2 separate regions of the Homo sapiens genome follow, and region 2 is linked to region 1. Evidence: read pairs that join two places in POLR2A ChIA-PET (ENCODE). Cell type or tissue: A673. All regions are shown on one strand. Links, peaks and the distances in the headings refer to the core of each region. The heading gives the core; the rest is flanking DNA.

Region 1 (10,830 bases), core at 4,279-6,778:
AGTCCAGGAGTTCAAGACCAGCCTGGACAACATAGCAAGACCCTACCTCTACAAAAAATGTAAAAATTAGCCAGGTGTGGTGGTGCATGCCTATAGTCCTAGCTACCCAGGAGGCTAAGGCAGAAGGATTGCCTAAATCCAGCAGTTGGAGGCTGCAGTGAGCCATGATCATGCCACAGCACTCTAGCCTGGGCAACAGAGAGAGACTCTGTCTCAAAAGAGAGGGAGAAAAAAAGGGAATCTCAAAATTGGGGTTCATTGTGAAAATTAAGGTATTCTTATTTTATTTTTTAGGGGAGGAAAACTGTCTTTTCCTCACACATGGCTAAGACACCCATAACAAAAGACAGATTAACAAGAGAAAAGCATACATACAGATTGATTTAATGTAAGTTTTGTTTGTTTGTTTGTTTGTTTTGGAGACGGAGTCTCGCTCTGTTTTCTAGCCTAGAGTGCAGTGGTGCGATCTCAGCTCACTGCAACCTCTGCCTCCCAGGTTCAAGCAATTCTCCTGCCTCAAGCTCCCAAGTAGCTGCAACTACAGGCGCATGCCACCACGCCTGGCTAATTTTTTGTGTTTTTTAGTAGAGACAGGGTTTCACTGTGTTAGCCAGGATGGTCTCAATCTCCTGACCTTATGATCCACCTGCCTCAGCCTCCCAAAGTGCTGGGATGACAGGCATGAGCCACCACGCTGGGCAGATTTAATGTAAGTTTTACATGGCAAAGGAGCCTTTAGAAATGAAGACCCGGCCGGGTGTGGTGGAGCGCACCTGTAACCCCAGCTACTCAGGAGGCTGAGACAGGAGAATCACTTCAACCCAGAAGGCAGAGATTGCAGTGAGCCCAGATGAAGCCACTGCACTCCAGCTTGGGCAACAGAGGGAGACTCTGTCTCAAAACAAACAAACAAATAAACAAACAAACAAATGAAGACACAAAGAAACAGTCAACCTGAGTGTTTGTTATAGTAGGTTTGAAGAAGAGTGGACAGTTGTGGAGAAATATGAGCAGGCAAAAAGAGAATGATCTAATAGTAATAAACTGGGGGAAACTAAGCCAGGCCTGTTTGTTCCAATTCTTCCCTGTGACCCTGTGTCTTCAGAGATAAGGATGTCCCTTTCCTCCTGGTATAGGCAGGGCATCTCTCACGTGAAAGTCTTACACCCTGCTTCAGCTGAGAACAGCAGGGAAAGGTCGGGGAGAGCTTCCTGCTTCTGATGTTTTCTCAAGTTCCTTCAGCTTAAAATATTCAGTATGCCAAAGTGCCATATTTTAGGGTAATGTATCCTAAACCCTATCAATTGCCTTATTTTTATTTATTTATTTATTTGAAAGAGTCTTGCTCTGTTGCCCAGGCTGGAGCGCAGTGGTGCAATCACAGCTCACTGTAGCCTTGACCTCCCTGGCTCAAGTGATCCTCCCACCTCGGCCTCCTGAGTAGATGGGACCACAAGTGCAAGCCACCACATCTGGCTAATTTTTTAAATTTTGTTGTAGAGAGAGGGTCTCACCTTGTTGCCCAGGCTGGTCTCGAACTCCTGGGCTCAACTGATCCTCCTGCCTTGGCCTCCCAAAGTGTTAGCATTACAGATTTGAGCCATCGTGCCCTGCCATTCCATCAATTGCTTTATGTTGTTTTTATACATGTGGGAAGTCACCCTCTGGGCAGAGTTAGGGCCTGTAAAGGACTCATTTCATTCTACAGTTACATGTTTTGGCAGAAACAGTTTTTGCACCCCTGGAAAGCTAAATAGAGGAGCACATGAGATGTCACTGCAAAGAAGCAGATTTTGTGATTAGTTTATGAAAACTCTCTCATTATCTCCTAATAGCACTTTTGCTACTTGTGGGTTACATGTGATTAAAGGTTTGCTCTGAGTCTTTGTGTAATTAGCTCTGTGTGCATGTGTGCGCATGTAAGTGTTTGGAAAAGCATGTGTGTGCAAGATATGGGTGAGTAAAGGATCCCAAATGGGATCCTAATCTCAAAAACGTTGGCTCAGAAGTGAGACAGATTGACACAATCTATAAAATGAATAAGAAACAGAAAGGAAATTGAGTCAGAAGAGGAAAAGGGCCAACATTATTGAAAAGGCACAAATGCCACAAATTGAAAATAGATGTGCACCACCAGTTGTAACTGTTTGCCATGCTGCTGCAACGTTTAAAAATTACCAGCTCTATAACACAATTCAATACTGTGTTTAATAACCTGAGTGGGTTTAGACATTCGCCATTCACATGTGAAAGAAGTTTAGGTCAGGCTGAAGAAAAAACTTACTGAAGAATATAAAGGGTTTTTAGTTTATAGGCATAATTTATAATATTTTAATTAACCTAAATTTTTATAAAATAGTGCCTACATTTCAGAGAGAAGCAAAATATCAGGGAAATGATCCCCAATTTATCATTTCTCATTAATAGGAAGAAGTTAATTCTACTTTCTGAAAACCTTTCATTTTGATCGACTTTGCCCATGTAAAAATGGAGAAATGTAATGTGATATTTTAAATCTCATAGACAGGTTTAGCATGAAATGTTACAAGAAAATGGAAGAGGCATGTAGATCGTAGCTGATTTCCCCCTGGAATGTGTTTTCTTGAAGGTTTAGGTACTTTTGCAAATCTCCTGAGCTTGTATAATGGTTTACTCTTTTTCAAAGGGCTTTTACATTCCTGATCCTTGTTGATCCCCATTAACAGCTTTGCCCGATGCATGAGTATTAAGCATAAGGAGAGTGAGCCACAGAGATGTTGTGTAGTTTATTCAAGATGTCACAGCCAGTGACAGCCCCACAACAAGTAATTTCTATTCTCCTTCCAGTAGTCACTAATGCCTCCCTAGAATAAGACAAAGGTTATCCGCACATCCCCGTCCAAGAACTGTGGAGCTATAGAGCCTCCCATCATATTGTATTGTAGTGAGATTACTCAAGGGGCATTTCTTGTCAGAGGGTACCACGCGGCCACCCAGGTTGTGCGTGTTCATTCTGATCAGTTGGTGCCTGGGCCATGATAAATATTTGAATATCACCTGTGATTACATGTAAAGAAGAAAAGGCCCTGGATGGTCCTTGTTTTTTGTTTTTTGTTTCTTTTGAGACGGAGTTTAGCTCTTGTTGCCCAGGTTGGAGTGCAGTGGTGCGATCTCGGCTCACTGCAACCTCCACCTCCCAGCTTCAAGCGATTCTCCTGCCTCAGCCTCCCGAGTAGCTGGGATGACAGGCATGGGCCACCATGCCCAGCTAATTTTGTATTTTTTAGTAGAGACGGGGTTTCTCCATGTTGGTCAGGCTGGTCTCGAACTCCTGACCTCAGGGGATCCACCCACCTTGGCCTACCAAAGTGCTGGGATTACAGGCGTGAGCCACCGCGCCCGGCCTAGTCCTTGTTTTTATTATTACGAATAATGCCGTCATCTGGCTGGGCGTGGTGGCTCACGCCTGTAATCTCAGCACTGGGAGGCCGAAGCGGGTGGATCATTTGAGGTCAGGAGTTCAAGACCAGCCTGGCCAACGTGGTGAAACCCAGTCTCTACCAAAAAAAAAAAAAAAAAAATTAGCCAGGCATGGTGGCAGGTGCCTGTAATCCCAGCTACTCAAGAGGTTGAGGCCGGAGAATTGCTTGAACCCAGGGGGCGGAAGTTACAGTGAGCTGAGATTGCGCCACTGCACTCCACCCTGGGCGACAGAATGAGACTTGGTCTCAAAAAAAAAAAAAAAAAAAAAAGAAGAAGAAGAATGCAGTCATCACTGCTACCGTTGAGCACTTATTATGCATAAGGTGGCTCACTGATCATGCTATGTGGATAATCTTATTTAATTCTCACAGCTACTCTAGACAGTCAATACTCCTAGCTTCAACTTTACTGATAAGAAAACCTAGACCCAGAGAGGCTGGGTACAGTGGCTCGTGCCTGTAATCCCAGCACTTTGGGAAGCCAAAGTGCCTGAACAACATTGCAAGACCCTATCTCTACAAAACATAAAAAATTAGCCAGGCATGGTGGTGTGTACCTGCAGTCTCAGCTACTGGAGGCCTGAGGTGGGAGGACCACTTGAGCCCAGGAGGTTGAGGCTGCAGTGAGCCATCATCTCACCACTGCACTCTGGCCTGGGCAACAGAATGAGACTCTGTCTCAGGAAAGAAAGAACAAAAGAAAGAATGAAAGAAAGAAGGAAGGAAGGAGGGAGGGAAGGAAGGAAGGAAGGAAGGAAGGAGAGAGAAAGGGAGAAAGAAAGGAGAGAAAGGAAAGGAGGGAAGGAAGGAAGGAAGGAAGGAAGGAAGGAAGGAAGGAAGGAAGGAAGTAAAGAAGGAAGGAAGGAAAGAAACTAGGCCCAGAGAAACGAAATAACTTGTCCGAGGATATGCAGATAATAGAGTGAGAAGCCAGGGATTGAGCTTGGCAGTCAGACTCCAGGACTTGTGCTTCTGATCATTGTGATCACCTGCCATTCGTCAGCAGGGTTTTACTAAGCCTGTTCTGGTCCCATCTATGTATGAAATGTGAAATTAAAGAGGAAATATAGCTGAAGCCCAGCCTTTCCTTTGTTAATCAGCATACAAAAAGTACTCTGAACCCAACGGATGAAACTCAGGGGCTTCAGATGCCCACCAATCCAACCTGTTCCTGCCATTTAAACCTTTTTTGTGTTTTGTTTTGTTGCTTTGTGTTGTTTTGTTTCTGTAGAGATGGGGTCTTGCTATGTTGCCCGGGATGGTCTTGAACTCCTAGGCTCAAGGGATCCTCCCACCTTGGCCTCCAAAGTGCTGGGATTCGCCAATGTGAACCATCACGCCCAGCCCAGTTGAAACTTTCGCTATCACAGCAGTTCATTTTACTTAAGACATGTGCACATTATGTTACAGACAGAATTTAAAAATCTAAATGCTATGTTAAATTTACTAGATAATTATACTCTTCCTATGTACCACAAAAATTACAAATAAAAAAAGTTTTCAATAAAAGAATAAAAATAATAAAAAATAAATTTACTAGATGATTAATCCTTTAAAAATTCTATTGTGAATCATTTGTCAAATGAAGAATTATTCCTTTAAAATTGCTTTTCTAAAACTCAGATTTTCATCATAAAGTGCTTAATTAGAAAGACTCCCGTAATTCTTCAGGTCATTTACAAGCTTTGTGCTTTTGCTTTGTGGTCCTAAAAACTGCTCCAGAGGGGTTACAACAATCCCTTCTTCCTTCTTAAATAAGTTCTTCATTTGCCTAATTCCACAGAGGGGAGGGTTCTGGTCTATCTGATGGTTTTCATGAACACATCAACACTTATTTTACTTTGGTGACATATTTTGTGGTGATAGTTCATTAATAGATTAAGGAAACATTGCAACCTACCACATTCCGGTAAATGATCAGGACAAGATTAATGGTTACATTTAATGAAAGCCATCTGTTTATTAAAGCAGCTTACTCACTTTCTTTATTTCATTTTGGATTCCAATACATTGTGACTGCCTTGAAGCATACGTGCCTCAGGCTGAGAAAGTGTAATTCTTTATGCATAGTATTCACCACTTTCAGAACACTAACCAATACCCACGTGGTCTATAGTTGGAAAAGGAAAAACATAGCCAACTGACAAGCTGTTTTGTTGACTTGATGTCTACCAATAAGTCTGGGTTTTGGGGTTTTTTTTTTTTTTTTTTTTTGAGACAGAGTCTTGCTCTGTCGCCTCAGTGGCACAATCTTGGCTCACCGCAACCTCCGCCTCCTGGGTTCAAGTGATTTTCCTGCCTCAGCCTCCCCAGTAGCTGGGGTTACAGGCACGTGCCACCACGCCTGGCTAATTTTTGTATTTTTAGTAGGGAAAGGGTTTCACCATGTTGGCCAGGCTGGTCTCGAACTCCTGGCCTCAACCCATCCTCAAGCCTCGGCCTCCCAAAGTGCTGGGATTACAGGCATGAGCCACCGCGCCTAGCCGGTTTTTCTTTTTTTTTTTTTTTAATGTCCTCCTGGCTTAAATGAATTAACAAGTGTTTGCTTGGTGTGTAGGTTCCACTGCAGAATGATAGAACCCAGACAACTATTTTACCCTCTTCCCCAAGGCAGGACCAGTCTACTACTGCAAGACTTATGTAATTGTCTGAAATGAAGTAGACACAGTTACTTTCTTCGTGACTTTTAACCTAATAAGTGGAGTAAAATATGTGCTGGAAGAGGGGAAACAGCATGCATTCCATCTTTTGAAGGCACTCCTCAAAGTGGGTATATGTATGTTAAAAATCTAGAAGGACAGACTGGGCATGGTGGCTCACACCTGTAATCCTAGCACTTTGGGAGGTGAGGCAAGAGGATCACTTGAATCCAGGAGTTTGAAACCAGCCCGGGCAACAAAATGAGATCCTGCCTCCACTTAAAAAAAAATAGCTGAGTGTGGTGGTGCACATCTGTAATCCCAGCTACTCAGGAGGCTGAGGTGAGAGGATCACTTGAACCCTGAATTTGAGGCTGCAGTGAGCCATGATCACGCCACTGCACTCCAACCTGGGCAACAGAGCAAGACCCTGACTCAAAAAAAAAAAATCTAGAAGGACATATTTTAATATATTAACAATAACCATCTCTGGAGGTGAGATTGAGTGATTTTTATTTTCTTTTTAAAATGTTTTATTATCTATATTTTCAAAATGTTCTTTCTAATCTATTATTACCATCTCAATAATAAAAGAATAAAACAACCTTTTTGTTTTACTACTAGCTGCATTTATGTCACTCCCTGATTAATATTTTAGTGGCAAATTTACAAGTATAATAGTAAATAAGATTAAAATTCATATAATTTGTATGTGATGATTTATACCTTTATTTCTATTCCAAAACAAGGGTATGTCAAGGTTTATCTAATAAAGCCATTTTCTACTCAGTTATACTAGTAATGAAATCTCATTCATCTCCATCATCGAGTGACAAGACCACAAAAAATTCTGGTTTTAAAATAGAGCCTTCTTACACAGCAAACGATTTATCTGGAGGTCATCTCTTATCTAGCAATCTTAGCTAGTCAGAATATAGCCAAGTAACCTGACTTAATCCACAAAGGCCTCTGAATAGTGCAAAAAGAAAAAAGAAGATAAAATATCTTGCACAGAAGAGAATCACTTGAGCCTTACCGTCAGTCCATTTTTCTTCACTTTACATAGAAGGAAAGAAATTTCAGTGTACAGAGCAAAACTAAGAATATTTGAGGAATTCATTATTATCTGGGAAGGTATGTTTGGGTAATGTCTCAGTTCCTCCAGTTCCTAAGGGCCGTTTGAGATCTATCAGCCATCTTCAGAGTAAGAATCCCTCACCTCCAAGGGACAAGAGCCATCATTGTCATTGCGGGCATGTTCTGGTGGGGAAGTCAACCGTAGTGTCTGAAAAACAGAAAGGTTGGACGGCAGCACATGGCAGTCAGACCACCCTCCGATACAAAGAGCCCAGGCTCTAGGGACCACCAAGCATAACAGAAGAACAAGGAAAACAAAACCTTTATCATGTATTCTGCATGAAACTGAAATGGAGAGTTCCCTGACCCTCCTCGCAGGACGTGCAACAGGGATGTGGCTCGTCTGTTCAGTTGCCGTCACTGGTCAAACTCCTTACGGGAGAAGGAGCATGCAGATGGACAGGTGCAGGAGCTGGGGCACTGGGCTTCAGCCCCACAGCAGCATCCAGACGTGGGAACCTGCAACTCCTGGAGCCCAAGTGGGTGTGTGTCACATTATGCTCTTTTAGCCTTGCCATTGCAAACGGCTTAAGTGTTAACCAGCTCAGTGGACCCTCTGCCTTCTTGCAAGGGCAGGGGACCAGTGTGACAGCTTTCTGTATCCCAAACTCTTGTCCAGCATTGCAGAAGAATCAGGTCACACATGGACTTGAAGCACAGTGAATCTGGGGGTTTTACTGGGTGGTGGAGGTGGCTCTCAGCAAGATGGATGGGGAGCTGGAAAGGGGATAGAGTTGGAAGATGATCTTCCTGTGTAGTTTGGCCATCCAGCAGCCAATTCTCTGACCCTCCACAGCTGAACTTCTCCCAACGTTCCTTCTCTTCTCTCCCTCTCTGCTGCTCTTCTTCTCTTCTGTTTGTCTGCTCATCTCCTCCTGGAACCAGGGGTTTGGGGTTTATATGGGTAAAGGATAGTGGGGCGTTGGGCCAAAAGGCAACTTTTTGGGCACAAAAACAGGAATGCCTGTTCTCATTTATGGTGGCGAGTATCCAGGCTTAAGGGTGGGTCCTTTACTGGGGAACCGCCCTCTTCTACCCAGTATTTCTGTCTCCTGTCCATGTCAAAATGAAGATAACTCTAGGAAGCATTTTGGGTTGTAACACAATCACCATGAAGGCTGACAGGAAAGAAGTATCTTTCTAACTTCCTGTTCCAGTTATCCTTTGCTCCATAACAAATCATCCCAAAACTTAGTGACTTCGAACAACAAACCATTTATTTGTTCACAATTCCGCAATTTGGGCTGGGATCTCCTGGGCAGTTTCTCTCCATGTAGCTGCAGTCAGTGGATGGGAGAGCTGGAGGGTGGCTGGGCCAGAGCATCCTCACTCCCATGTCCAGGACTTCAGCTGAGGTAGCTGAAATGAGGTAGCTGTGCCTCTTTCCACGTGGCCTTTCATCCTCAAAGAGGCAAGCCCAGGCTTGTTCACGAGGCAGTAGTGTCTCAAGAGAGTAGAAGCAAAGCTACAAGACCTTATAAGGTATAACCTCAGAGGTCACACACTGTCACTTCCACTGTATTACATTAGTCACAGCAAATCACAAAGCAGCCTCAATACAAGAGGTGTCGTAGTAGCCTCTGCTTTTGATGGGAGGAGCAGGGAAGTTACATGGGAAGGGAGCATGGACACAGACAGATGACTCCTTGGGGTCATCACTGTAACAATTGCAAAAAGAAAAAGCTAGGCTAGGTGCAGTGGCTCACGCCTGTAATCCTAGCACTTTGGGAGGACAAGGCAGAATAATTGCTTGAGCCCAGGACTTTGAGACCAGCCTGGGCAATGTAGTGAGATCCCATCTCTACAAAAAATCAAAAAAATTAGCCAGGCATGGTGGTGCACACCTTGGTCCTAAGAGGCTGAGGCAGGAGGACGACTTGAGCTGGGAGGTCAAGGCTACAATGAGTTGTCATCTTGCCACTGCACTCCATCCTGCGTGACAGAGCAAGACCCCGCCTAAAAAACGAAAAAAAGGAAAAAGAAAACAAAAACCTTAGACAAATTAAATTAAATAGAATTCAATTGAGCAAAGAATAATTCAAGAATTGAGCAGCCCCTGAACCTGAATAGGTTCAGAAAGTCTCCAGCACTTGTGGTGGAAGAAGATTCATAGATAGGAAAAGGAAAGTGGGCTGGGCATGGTGGCTCACACGCGTAATTCCAACACTTTGGGAGGACAAGGCAGGAGGATCACTTGAGGCCAGGAGTTCAAGACCAGCCTGGGCAACAGAGTGAGACCCTGTATCTACAACAACAACAACAATAGGCCAGGCATGGTGGTGCGTATTTGTTATCCCGGCCACTAGGGAGGCTGAGATAGGAGGATCCCTTGAGCCCAGAAAGTCGAGGCTGTAGTGAGCTATGATGGCACCACTGCACTCCCGCCTGGGTGACAGAGCAGCAAGACTCTGTCTTAAAAAAATAATAATAGTCTGGGTCATGTGTTGTAGAGACAGAACATCCTATACCATATCCCAACTGTATTTTTTTTTTTTCTTTTTGAGATAGAGTTTTGCTCTTGTTGCCCAGCCTGGAGTGCAATGGTGTGACCTCGGCTCACCACAATCTCCACCTCCCAGGTTTAAGCGATTCTCCTGCCTCAGCCTCCCAAGTGGCTGGGATTACAGGCATGTGCCACCATGCCCATCTAACTTTGTATTTTTAGTAGAGATGGGGTTTCTCCGTGTTGGTCAGGTTCGTCTTGAACTCCTGACCTCAGGTGATCCTCCCGCCTCAGCCTCCCAAAGTGCTGGGATCACAGATGTGAGCCACCGCCCCTGGCTGCAATTGTATTTATAATAATAACCGAGACCCCTAGACATTTTAAATTATTTTCAACTATTTAAGGAATAAACACAGAAGTCCATACACAATAAAACCTCACAATAATGAAAAATTCTGAATTTGAATATAACTTAATTGGTAATTGGCTCCAAGGAATGAAGGAGGGGGATGAAGTGCCTGCCTTGGGATCATTTGGGACATTCTCATGTAGTGTACGGTCAGTTGTGTATAGTATAATTTTCTTATACTGGCATTTCAAGAGGTTAGCTGACCATAAAATTCACTTTCGTTAATCCCCAAATGATGCCAAACACACCAAGTGTTACTTTATTATTTTCTGCCAAACTGGCACTCATTTCAAAAGAACTGAAATTGACTTTTCTTTCCATTGTACATCTCTGCAAAGTACTTTTTACTTACATATATGTTCTTATTTGATCAATAGAACAGTCTTAAAGGGATAGACATGTTTATCGCGCTTTTAAAGATGAGAATATAAATATTCAAGAAAGGCAAAGTATCTTGGCCATGGACACACAGCTGGTTGAAACTCACATATGTAGTCGAGCTATTATCTCTGTCAGGGGCATGTCACCAAAGGCCAGATAATGAGGGCCCACATATGCAGTTTGGGACTTTCAAAAGAGGTCCTGTCTGCAAGAGGAATTGACAGAAATCCACAGTGCCCAGCCCACTCTGTCTTTGATTTTCTACTTCCATGGCTTTGATTGAATTAACCCATGAAATCTGGTTATAATCCTTTCCCTCCATAGAATGATATCAGGCTCTAGGATCCCAACACAACTCTC
Region 2 (10,830 bases), core at 2,720-5,219, 110 kb before region 1:
AACCTCTGCCTCCCAGGTTCAAGTGATTCTCCTGCCTCAGCCTCCTGAGTAGCTGGGATTACAGGCGTGTGCCACCACACCCGGCTAATTTTTGTATTTTTAGTAGAGACGGGGCTTCACTATGTTGGTCAGGCTGGTCTCAAACTTCTAACCTCAGGCGATCCACCCACCTCAGCCTCCCAAAATGCTACAATTATAGGCGTGAGCCACTGCACCTGGCCAAATATTTATCATTTCTATGTGTTGGAAATATTTCAAGTCCTCTCTTCTATCTGCTTTGAAATATACTACACATTCTTGCTGGCTATAGTCGGCTCCACTATCAAACATCATAATTTGTTTCTTCTAGGCCAGGCGTGGTGGCTCACGCCTGTAATCCCAGCACTTTGGGAGGCCAAGGCAGGCAGATCACCTGAGGTCGGGAGTTCGAGACCAGCCTGACCAACATGGAGAAACCCCGTCTCTACTAAAAATACAAAAACATTAGCCAGCATGGTAGCACATGCCTGTAATCTCAGCTACTCAGGAGGCTGAGGCAGGAGAATCGCTTGAACCCGGGAGGCAGAGGTTGCAGTGAGCCAAGATCGCGCCATTGCACTCCAGCCTGGGCAACAAGAGTGAAATTTGATCTCAAAAAAAACACACACAAAAAACAGAACTTGTTTCTTCTGCCTAACTGCATGTTCCTGCCCATTCACAACCTCTCTTCCTCCCCCTCCCACCCACACCTCCTTCCCAGCCTCTGGTATCTATGATTCTGCACCACACAGTCCTCCCTTTTTATATCTGCCTCGTTGTAAGTCTTTCCCTTCTAGCCTCCATCAACCCATTGTCCCAACATCTGGCAAGCAGATTCCTTCGTTTCTGTTTGAACATCTGTTCCTCTACCACCCCACAGGCCTTCACACTTACCCATCCCCAGTCTTCCACCTGGAGCCTCAAGCTTACATCCTAGAGCACCCCAATTCCTCCTCACTTCAGCCTCCACCTCCCCCTACCCACCTAACAAGACAAAGTACACAAGCCATCGCTGATTTCAACATAACCATTAGATTTTGCTGAACTTAATTTTTTCTTCTGAATGAGACAATAGGCTATTTATTTGATTTTATTTGTGAGATGGAGTCTCGCTCTGTTGCCCAGGCTGGAGTGCAGTGGCGCAATCTCGGCTCACTGCAAGCTCTGCCTTCTGGGTTCACGCCTTTCTCCTGCCTCAGCCTCCCGAGTAGCTGGGACTACAGGCGCCCGCCACCGCGCCCAGCTAATTTTTTGTATTTTTAGTAGAGATGGGGTTTCACCATGGTCTTGATCTCCTGTCCTTGTGATCCGCCCACCTCGGCCTCCCAAAGTACTGGGATTACAGGCGTGAGCCACTGCGCCCGGCGACAATAGGCTATTTATTTAGTTATTTAGAGACAGGGTCTTGCTCTGTTGCCCATGCTGGAGTACAGTTGCTCAGTCATAGCTCACTGCAGCCTTGAGCTCCTGGGCTCAAGTGATCCTCCCACCTCAGCCTCCCAAATAGCTAGGACCGCAAGTTATTATTTTTTTAGAGATAGGGTCTCACTATGTTGCCCAGGCTGATGATTCTCTATTTAGTAAGTATTTAAGAGCTGTACAAATGTCAGACATGATTTTCAGTTCAGGTGAGCCCCCAGCTGTGCTGGGGCCTCTTGCTCTTTGGGACAGCACTGGCCTGTGGTCAAGCCAATGAGCTCAACACAGGACCGGCTGCTCGGTCCTCGCGCACAGCCTGGCCCCAGGAAGGCAAGGCCCCAGAAGCCACTCAACCAGTGGAAACAGCGAGGCTTATGGTAAGGTGAGAGGGACTGCCAGTACTTAGTACGTCTAAAGACCCTTCTGTTGTTTTCCTTCAAACATCTTCCAAAGGGGAATATCTTAGAAAAACCTGAGCGCATTCAAAGAACAAAGATGTGAGAGGGGCTGGAAAATAGGACCCATGAGGAATGGGGAAAAGAAGCTATGATTCTTAGTCAGGAGAAGAGAAAGCCTAGAGGCCACTTAACAATGGCCTGCAAGGTTTAAAGCGATATTCCTCCGAGAATGGAGACCAGCTGTTCACCATCTCCAGCAAGGACAGAACAAAAGGCAATGAGCTTCGGCTTCCACACGAGTGATTTAAGCTGGAAAATAATCTCTGCCAATGAGGATATCAGACTTGGGATAAGTTATCAAGGGAGATCAGGGGCTCTCCTCTGGAGTTCTTCAAAAAGCAAAGAGGCCCGTTTTCCTGGGCGGGTCAGGTGCGATCTGGCAGCAGCCAGAGGGGAGGAGAGGAAGGTTGGGGGAGGCTCTGGGTCCTCTCCAGCCGTAGGAGTCCATGACTTTGTTTTTCAAATAGTCTCCACTTTTGTCCTTGCGGTCTCTCCAGCAGCATAATAGTTTTTTGGACTCTGGCATTTGCAGGATTGAGGCAGGGGAGAGGTGAAAGCAAAGGCATGCAAAGAATGAGAAGAGAAGAATGAAAGGAAGAGAAATTGATTAATTTTCCATGGGAGAGGCAGGGAGAAACTGCAAATAACTAAGCACAGGCCCTTAGTAACTGTCAGTTTCTAAAGTAAGAATCTCTCACTTTCTCATATGAAAATTAGCTTCCATATATATATACACACTAATTGGTTCTTCTTTTCCTTTCTTGCTGGGTTTCCTGGCCTCCTTTTGAATCCTTTGTACATTCCCTTTACACCTTCAATATTAGCCTGTTTCAGTTTCCTGTACAACAAAAGCCAAAGACAGATTCTTCTTATTGAATCCAACACTTTACAAATCCAAAGCCCAAACCTTTATCATAACATTACCCGTCTATGAAATGCAAACCCAGCCCCTGATTCGTATATATTTTTCCTGTTTTTAATCCTTTAAGGCCTTGGGTGTCTCTCCAGCCTTTGGCCTCCTTTATTAAGCCCGATGCTAACAGCTGACTCCTATGACCCCGGAGCCAGTGTCTTTGAAGTGCACGGGCACTCAGGGACAGCCACACCCACCGGGCTGAACCCCCCAGGAACGTCCCCCCACCCCACCCCTGCCTCCCCGTGGGTGGCTGCACTCGGGTATGGGAGAGTGACATTGTCCATCTCTGCATCTGCTCCCACGCGGGTTTTGGCTGCTCAGGCTCAGAGACAGCCCTGAGAATGACAAGAAGGAAAGGTTGCTTGTCTTGTATTTCATCCAGAGCCTGGTGGTCTGCTCTGGGGTGACCCAGCCTCAGGACTTCCTTCCTCAGGCAGCTTCGATGGTGAGCACTAGGATGTGAGCCCCACCAGAGCTGAGCCTCATCTGTCCTGCTCACTGTGTGCCTAGAAGAGTATCTGGCACATGTCGGAGAGCAATCAGTATTCACAAGCAAATGCCAGAGCAGGAAAGGGCTTGCCCAGGCTGGAGTGTAGTGGTATGATCATGACTCACTGCAGCCTTGACCTCCAGGCTCAAGCAATCCTCCACCTCAGCCTCCTTAGCTGGGACTACAGGCCTGTGCCACTACACCCCACTAATTTTTTTTTTTAGAGACAGGGTCTTACTATGTTACCCAGGCTGGTCTCAAACTCCTGGTCTCAAACAATCCTCCCACCTCGGCTTCCTGAAGTGCTGGAGTTACAGACGTGAGCCAATGTGCCTGGCCCATTCTCACCTCTTGTTGCAGACAGAGGAGGTTCCAGGCCTTTTTCTAGGGTTTTTGTGACTGTCAAAGACCTATCTGTACCCCTGGAAAGAAAGACCTCATCTGGTCAATTAGTCCATGCTAAAATGTTAATGGTACTAATGGGTTAATTCATTCTCTCTTGTGCACTCTCTCTCTCTCTGTCAGAGCCTGACCTCCCCCCTAGACTCCTCCCCCTTGCCTTGCTGGGCAATAGCCATTCATCCCCAGATGCAGAGCAGAAAGGAGCCTCCTCCGCCACTAACCCTTGAATTCTTGAGCTGAGGCCAAGAACCAGGCAGCCGGAACAGAACCAGTTGAGATTAGAGTTTCACACATCTTCCAAGGACAGATTCTGCTGGCTGCCCCGGGAACCCACATAGCCTTGCCCAAGCAGAGAGAACACAGAGCCAGCCCTGCAGAAGATGTAGGGAGCAAGACAGTGACTCTCTCAGGGGCCTCAGGGGGTCTTGTCATCACCCCAGCCTGGGACTGTGGCAAGTCTTCACCCTCGGAGCCAGGCTGTGCTGCCCAAGACTGCCCAGGGTGAGAGAAACAGGGCAAAACCAACCAACAGATGGTGTTTCTAGCTCCCTAACCTGCTGTGTATGCCCCAGAAGCACTGGGGAACTTTTTGGTTTTTTATTTTTGTTTGTTTCATATTTAATTGTTTATATCGAATTTGTTATTCATGGGGTACATGTAGAATTTTGCTACATTGATATACCACATTGTGGTGAAGACAGGCCTTCAATGCATCCATCACTAGAACACACTTTATATCCACCAAGCAACCTCCCATCCCTCCCACCCGCTTACACCTCCAAGTCTCCAGCGTCTATTATTTTGCATTCTATGTCCCTGGGTCCATATTATTCAACTCCCACTTATAAGTGAGAACATGCAATGTCTTTCTGTTTCTGAGTTCTTTCACTTAAGATAATGGACTCCAGTTCCATCCATGTTGCTGCAAAAGACATTGTTTCTTTTTTATGCCTGAATAGTATTCTGTTGTGTATTTTTTTTTTTTTTTTTTGAGACGGAGTCTCGCTCTGTCGCCCAGCCTGGAGTGCAGTGGCGCGATCTTGGCTCACTGCAAGCTCCGCCTCCCGGGTTCACGCCATTGTCCTGCCTCAGCCTCCCAAGTAGCTGGGACTACAGGTGCCCACCACCACGCCCGGCTAATTTTTTTTGTATTTTTAGTAGAGACGGGGTTTCACCGTGTTAACCAGGATGGTCTTGATCTCCTGACCTCGTGATCCATCCGCCTCGGCCTCCCAAAGTGCTGGGTTACAGGCGTGAGCCACTGTTGTGTATTTAGAGTGCATTTTCAGGCGCCCGGCCTCTGTTGTGTATTTAGAGTGCATTTTCTTTAGCCAGCCCTCCGTTGATGGTCACTTAGGTTGATTCCATGACTCTGCTATTGTGAATAGTGCTGCAATAAACATATGAGCACAGGTATTTTTTTATATATAAAATGATTTCTTTTTTTGCGGGGGTAGATACCCAGTAGCAAGGTTGCTGAAGTGTATGGTGGTTCTATTTTTATAATCTCCACACTGTTTTCAACGAGGGGCTTTTTCTTTTTTTTTTTTTGAGATGGAATCTCACTCTGTCGCCCAGGCTGGAGTCCAGTGGGACCATGTCGGCACACTGCAACCTCCATCTCCTGGGTTCAAGCAATTCTGCCTCAGCCTCCTGAGTAGCTGCGATTACAGGCGCCCACCACCACACCCGGCTAAATTTTTTATATTTTTATTAGAGACAGGGTTTCACCATGTTGGCCAGGCTGGTCTTGAACTCCTGACCTCAGGTGATCCACCCGCCTCAGCCTCCCAAACTGCTGGAATTACAGTCGTGAGTCACTGCGCCCGGCCTTTTTTTTTTTTTTTTTTTTCTGAGACGGAGTCTCACTCTGTCCCCCAGGCTAGAGTGCAATGGTGCGATCTTGGCTCACTGCAACCTCTGCCTCCCAGGTTCAAGCGATTCTCCTGCCTCAGCCTCCAGAGTAGCTGGGATTCCAGACACCCACCACCACGTCCAGCTAGTTTTTGTATTTATAATAGAGATGGGGTTTCACCATTTGGGCCAGGCTGGTCTCAAACTCGTGACCTCAGATGATCCACCCACCTCCACCTCCCAAAGTCCTGGGATTACAGGCATGAGCCACCACTCCCAGCCCAACCAGGAGCTTTTTAAAAGTAGATCCACTGTGTCCTGGCCCAAATCCACCAGCTGCCTCAGAGTCTCACAGGCTAGGCCTGTGTTTTTAAGAATGCTGTGAGTGATTCTGACATACAACCCAGCTTAGGAATAACAGCCCCACTAGGCTGGCTGACTCACCTTCCCTCTCATCTTTCTAGGACTCTGTTTTCCCCATTGCGGGGGATTTCGGCTCATCAAGTTACACCAATTGACTCTCAGCATCACTGAGCTTTTTCTTTCACATCCAGGGTGAGTTTAAGTCAGTGCTTCTCTGGGTCTCACAGGAGTGGACATTCTAAAGCCAGCATCTCCTCTGAGTAACTCACTCCCCGATGATGGGAGTTTGACTTTTCCTTGGTTATGAGTTACAGGATGAAAGTCAGGTGCAAACACTTATTTCTTCAAGCCAACAAATCCTAGCACCTCCTCGATCTCAGAGAAGGTCAGCAGACATGTGTGTGCCACGTTTCTTCATCTCAAGAGCTGTGTATCATAGTGGGAAACTGGACTTGCAAATGGCTATGCAGGAAGAGAAGGCTGTGTGAGTGTCGGCCCCTGGGTAGAGGCTGTCTTTGTTGAAACCGTGGTGCCCCGACAAAAGCCGGAAAGCGAATCTCCTTCTACTGCACCTGCAGGCTCTGGGCCCAAGCATGTTCCGGGCGAGAGGATATTTAGGGATTTCTGGGTTTAGCTTTCTCCGTTTTGCCGTTCAGTTCACTCTGGCCCTGGCTGTCTCCAAAGGAGAGGACTGATACCATGGGATTAAGTCCTTATGTTCAAGCTCCGGTCTGGGAAGCTGAGTCTCCATCTTTTTCTGAGGCCAAGGCATTGTTCTGACAACTGCCCTTGACTCCAGTTCCTTCAGGATGAGGGCCGTGGCTTTTCTTGCCCACTCTTCTGCTCCTGAATCCTTCCTCGCAGCCTCTAACCACACTGCTAGCCCTCATCTCTGGCTTGCTGCCAATTTCCTCTGGCACTATCCTCCCTAGCTGGCTGCAAACCCACCTGTTGTTTTTTGGGTTTTTTAGAGATGGGGTCTCGCTCTGTTGCAATCATAGCTCACTGCAGCATCGAACTCTTGGGCTCGACAATCCTCCCACCTCAACCTCCTAAATAGCTGAGACTATAGGTGCCCACCACCACATCTGGCTTATTTTTTTATTTTTTTGTAAGAGATGGAGTCTCACTAGATTACCCAGGCTGCTCTCAAACTCCTGGCCTCAAGGGATCCTCCCACTTCTGCCTCCCAAAGTGCTGGGATTACAGGCATGAGCCCCAGTGCCCGATCGCCACTTGTTTTCTCTTGCTTACTCTCCCTGACCCTGGGCATCTGCCCTTAGAAATGTCGTTGTCCCCAGCTGCGCCAGCTCCTGATCCCACGCTCTGCCTGCTTCATTTTCTGCTGTTCCCTTCATCTATCCTTCTCCCATCCCTCAATCCCCCCTCCCCCAGCCATTCTACCTCTGATGTGTTATTTGATAATATGAATCGGAATTTGAAAGGACACAGAGGATTTCATGTGTAAAGGACGCACTGTTTCCTTTATTTACTATTACTGCCGTGCAATCAGTTGCCCTTTTAAACAATGATTCCTCCTTACACAATGCTCTTTTAATGTTTTCATCCCTATAAGATGAGTGTTCCTTGATACAAATAGCAGTTGCCACTTCCTTTATGGATGTAATGATTAGAGAATGTTCCTTTATAAAAGTTCTCAGCCCTTACTGTGCCTCATAATTGCCTGGGATGCTTTATAAAACCCTATGGTCTGGGGCCAGCTGCGGTGGCTCACGCCTGTAATCCCAGCACTTTGGGAGGCGGAGGCAGGCAGATTTCGAGGTCAGGAGATCGAGACCATCCTTGCTAAAACAGTGAAACCCCGTCTCTACTAAAATACAAAAAATTAGCCGGGCGTGGTGGCGGGCGCCTGTAGGCCCAGCTACTCGGGAGGCTGAGGCAGGAGAATGGCGTGAACCTGGGAGGCGGAGCTTGCAGTGAGCCGAGATCGCGCCACTGTGCACTCCAGGCTGGGCGACAGAGCGAGACCCCGTCTCAAAAAAAAAAAAAAAAAAAAAAAAAACACATGGTCTGGGCACCACCTTCAGATATTTCAGTTCAATTGGTCTAAAGTCGGGTTCTGTATCCATATTTTAAAAATACTCTGGCTGGGCACGGTGGCTCATGCCTGTAATCCCAGCACTTTGGGAGGCTGAGGTAGGCGGATCACCTGAAGTCAGGAGTTTGAGACCAGCCTGATCAAATGGTGAAACCTCATCTCTACCAAAAATACAAAAATTAGCTGGGCATGGTGGCACACGCCTGTAGACTCAGCTACTTGGGAGGCTGAGGCAGGAAAATCGCTTGAACCTGGGAGGCAGAGGTTGCAACAAGCCAAGATTGCACCACTGCACTCCAGCCTGGGTGACAGAGCGAGACTCCGTCTCAAAAAAATAAAAATAAAGTAAAAATACTTCTGACAGGGCTTGGTGGCTCAACCCTGTAATCCCAGCACTTTGGGAGGCTGAGGCGGGCGGATCACTTGAGGTCAGGAGTTCAAGACCAGCCTGAACAACATGGTGAAACCCTGTCTCTATTAAAAATACAAAATTAGCCAGGCGTGGTGGCACACACCTGTAATCTCAACTACTTGGGAGGCTGAGGCAGGAGAATTGCTTGAACTGGGAGGCGGAGGTTGCAGTGAGCCAAGATTGCGCCATTGTTCTCCAGCCTGGGCAAAAAGAGCAAAACTCCATCTCAAAAAAAATAAAAATAAAAATACTTCCCAAGAGATGATAATGTGCAGCCAGGCCTGAGATTCACCGATTTATCAAAAAATCTTTCATGATAAAAGTGTGTTCAAAAATTCTGTAATCCCAGCACCCTGGGAGGCCGAGGAGGGCCGATCACCTGAGGTCAGGAGTTTGAGACCAGTCTGGTCAACATGGTGAAACCCCATCTTTACTAAAAATACAAAATTAGCCGGGCATGGTGGCACTCACCTGTAATCCCAGCTACCTAGGAGGCTGAGGCAGGAGAATTGCTTCAACCCAGGGGGCGGAGGTTGCAGTGAGCTGAGATCATGCCATTGCACTCCAGCCTGGGAGACAGAATGAGACTCCACCTAAAAAAAAAAAAAAAAAAAAAAAAAAATCAGTTCCTGGAAATCTTAATTTAAAGCAGTGGCTCCTAACCATGTCCTTTTCTGGCAAGGCAAAAGATCTTAAAGCCCACTCTTCCCCACTCATTCTAAATCTGGAGAGACCAAACACTTTGGGAGGCCAAGGCAGGAGAACTGCTTGAGGCCAGGAATTCAAGACCAGCCTAAGCAGCATAGTGAAACCATGTCTCTACAAAAAATAAAAAACAGGCTGGGCATGATGGCTCACACCTGTAATCCCAGTACTTTGGGAGGCTGAGGCAGGCAGATCACTTGAGGCCAGGAGTTCAAGACCAGCCTGGCCAACATGGCGAAACCCCATCTCTACTAAAAATACAAACATTAGCCAGGTGTGGTGGTGGGCACCTATAGTCCCAGCTACTCGGAAGGCTGAGACAGGAGAATTGCTTGAACTGGAAGGCGGAGGTTGCAGTGAGCTGAGATCGTGCCCCTGCACTCCAGCCTGGGCAGCAGAGCGAGACTCTGTCTAAAAAATAAATAAAAAGCAAAATTAGCCAGGTTTGGTGGTGTGTGCCTATAGTACCAGCTACTCAGGAGGCTGGAGTGGGATTGCTGAGCCTGGGAGGTTGAGGCTACAGTGAGCTATGATCGCACCACTGCACTCCAGTCTGGGTGACAGAGCAAGACCTTGTCTCAAAAAAAAAATAAAAAAGAATTGAAATGTGACACACACATGATTTTACATCCTAAAACAATGCTACATATACTTTAAACATAATCCAGAAATTTTATGACTTGCTAGTGCTTTACAAGTTATTTAAAGAACACAACAGTGCTCACTTCGGCAGCACATATACTAAAATTGGAACGATACAGAGAAGATTAGCATGGCCCCTGCGCAAGGATGACACGCAAATTCGTGAAGCATTCCATATTTTTTTTTACACCTTATACAAAAATCAATTCAAGATGGATTAAAGACTTAAACGTTAGACCTAAAACCATAAAAACCCTAGAAGAAAATCTAGGCATTACCATTCAGGACATAGGCATGGGCAAGGACTTCATGTCTAAAACACCAAAAGCAATGGCAACAAAAGCCAAAATTGATAAATGGGATCTAAGTAAACTGAAGAGCTTCTGCACAGCAAAAGAAACTACCATCAGAGTGAACAGGCGACCTACAAAATGGGAGAAAATTTTTGCAACCTACTCATCTGACAAAGGGCTAATATCCAGAATCTACAATGAACTCCAACAAATTTACAAGAAAAAAACAAACAACCCCATCAAAAAGTGGGCGAAGGACATGAACAGACACTTCTCAAAAGAAGACCTTTATGCAGCCAAAAAACACATGAAAAAATGCTCATCATCACTGGCCATCAGAGAAATGCAAATCAAAACCACAATGAGATACCATCTCACACCAGTTAGAATGGCAATCATTAAAAAGTCAGGAAACAACAGGTGCTGGAGAGGATATGGAGAAATAGGAACACTTTTACACTGTTGGTGGGACTGTAAACTAGTTCAACCATTGTGGAAGTCAGTGTGGCGATTCCTCAGGGATCTAGAACTAGAAATACCATTTGACCCAGCCATCCCACTACTGGGTATATACCCAAAGGACTATAAATCATGCTGCTATAAAGACACATGCACACGTATGTTTATTGCGGCATTATTCACAATAGCAAAGACTTGGAACCAACCCAAATGTCCAACAATGATAGACTGGATTAAGAAAATGTGGCACATATACACCATGGAATACTATGCAGCCATAAAAAATGATGAGTTCATGTCCTTTGTAGGGACATGGATGAAATTGGAAATCATCATTCTC

What was found. ChIA-PET counts read pairs that join two places held together with the same protein. Peaks named below come from ENCODE experiments on the same cell type or tissue, not always from the same donor. Only the 100,000 strongest peaks of a DNase experiment are listed, where the experiment ranks them.
Region 2: POLR2A ChIA-PET joins it to region 1 with 8 read pairs; 4 of 35 experiments call an interaction of 5 or more read pairs at or near these places.

What each region holds. Positions count from the first base shown.
Region 1 is chr10:21,419,295-21,430,124 of GRCh38, forward strand. No RefSeq gene overlaps it. Among named protein-coding and RNA genes, the nearest start is that of LINC02643, 52 kb to the left of the region's middle. In A673, for the core only: no CTCF peak of the experiment used is centred there; DNase peaks (open chromatin) are centred at 4,397, 4,767 and 5,367; H3K27ac peaks cover 2,191 bases.
Region 2 is chr10:21,312,148-21,322,977 of GRCh38, forward strand. It overlaps the pseudogene RNU6-15P. Among named protein-coding and RNA genes, the nearest start is that of LINC02643, 55 kb to the right of the region's middle. In A673, for the core only: no CTCF peak of the experiment used is centred there; a DNase peak (open chromatin) is centred at 3,894; H3K27ac peaks cover 409 bases.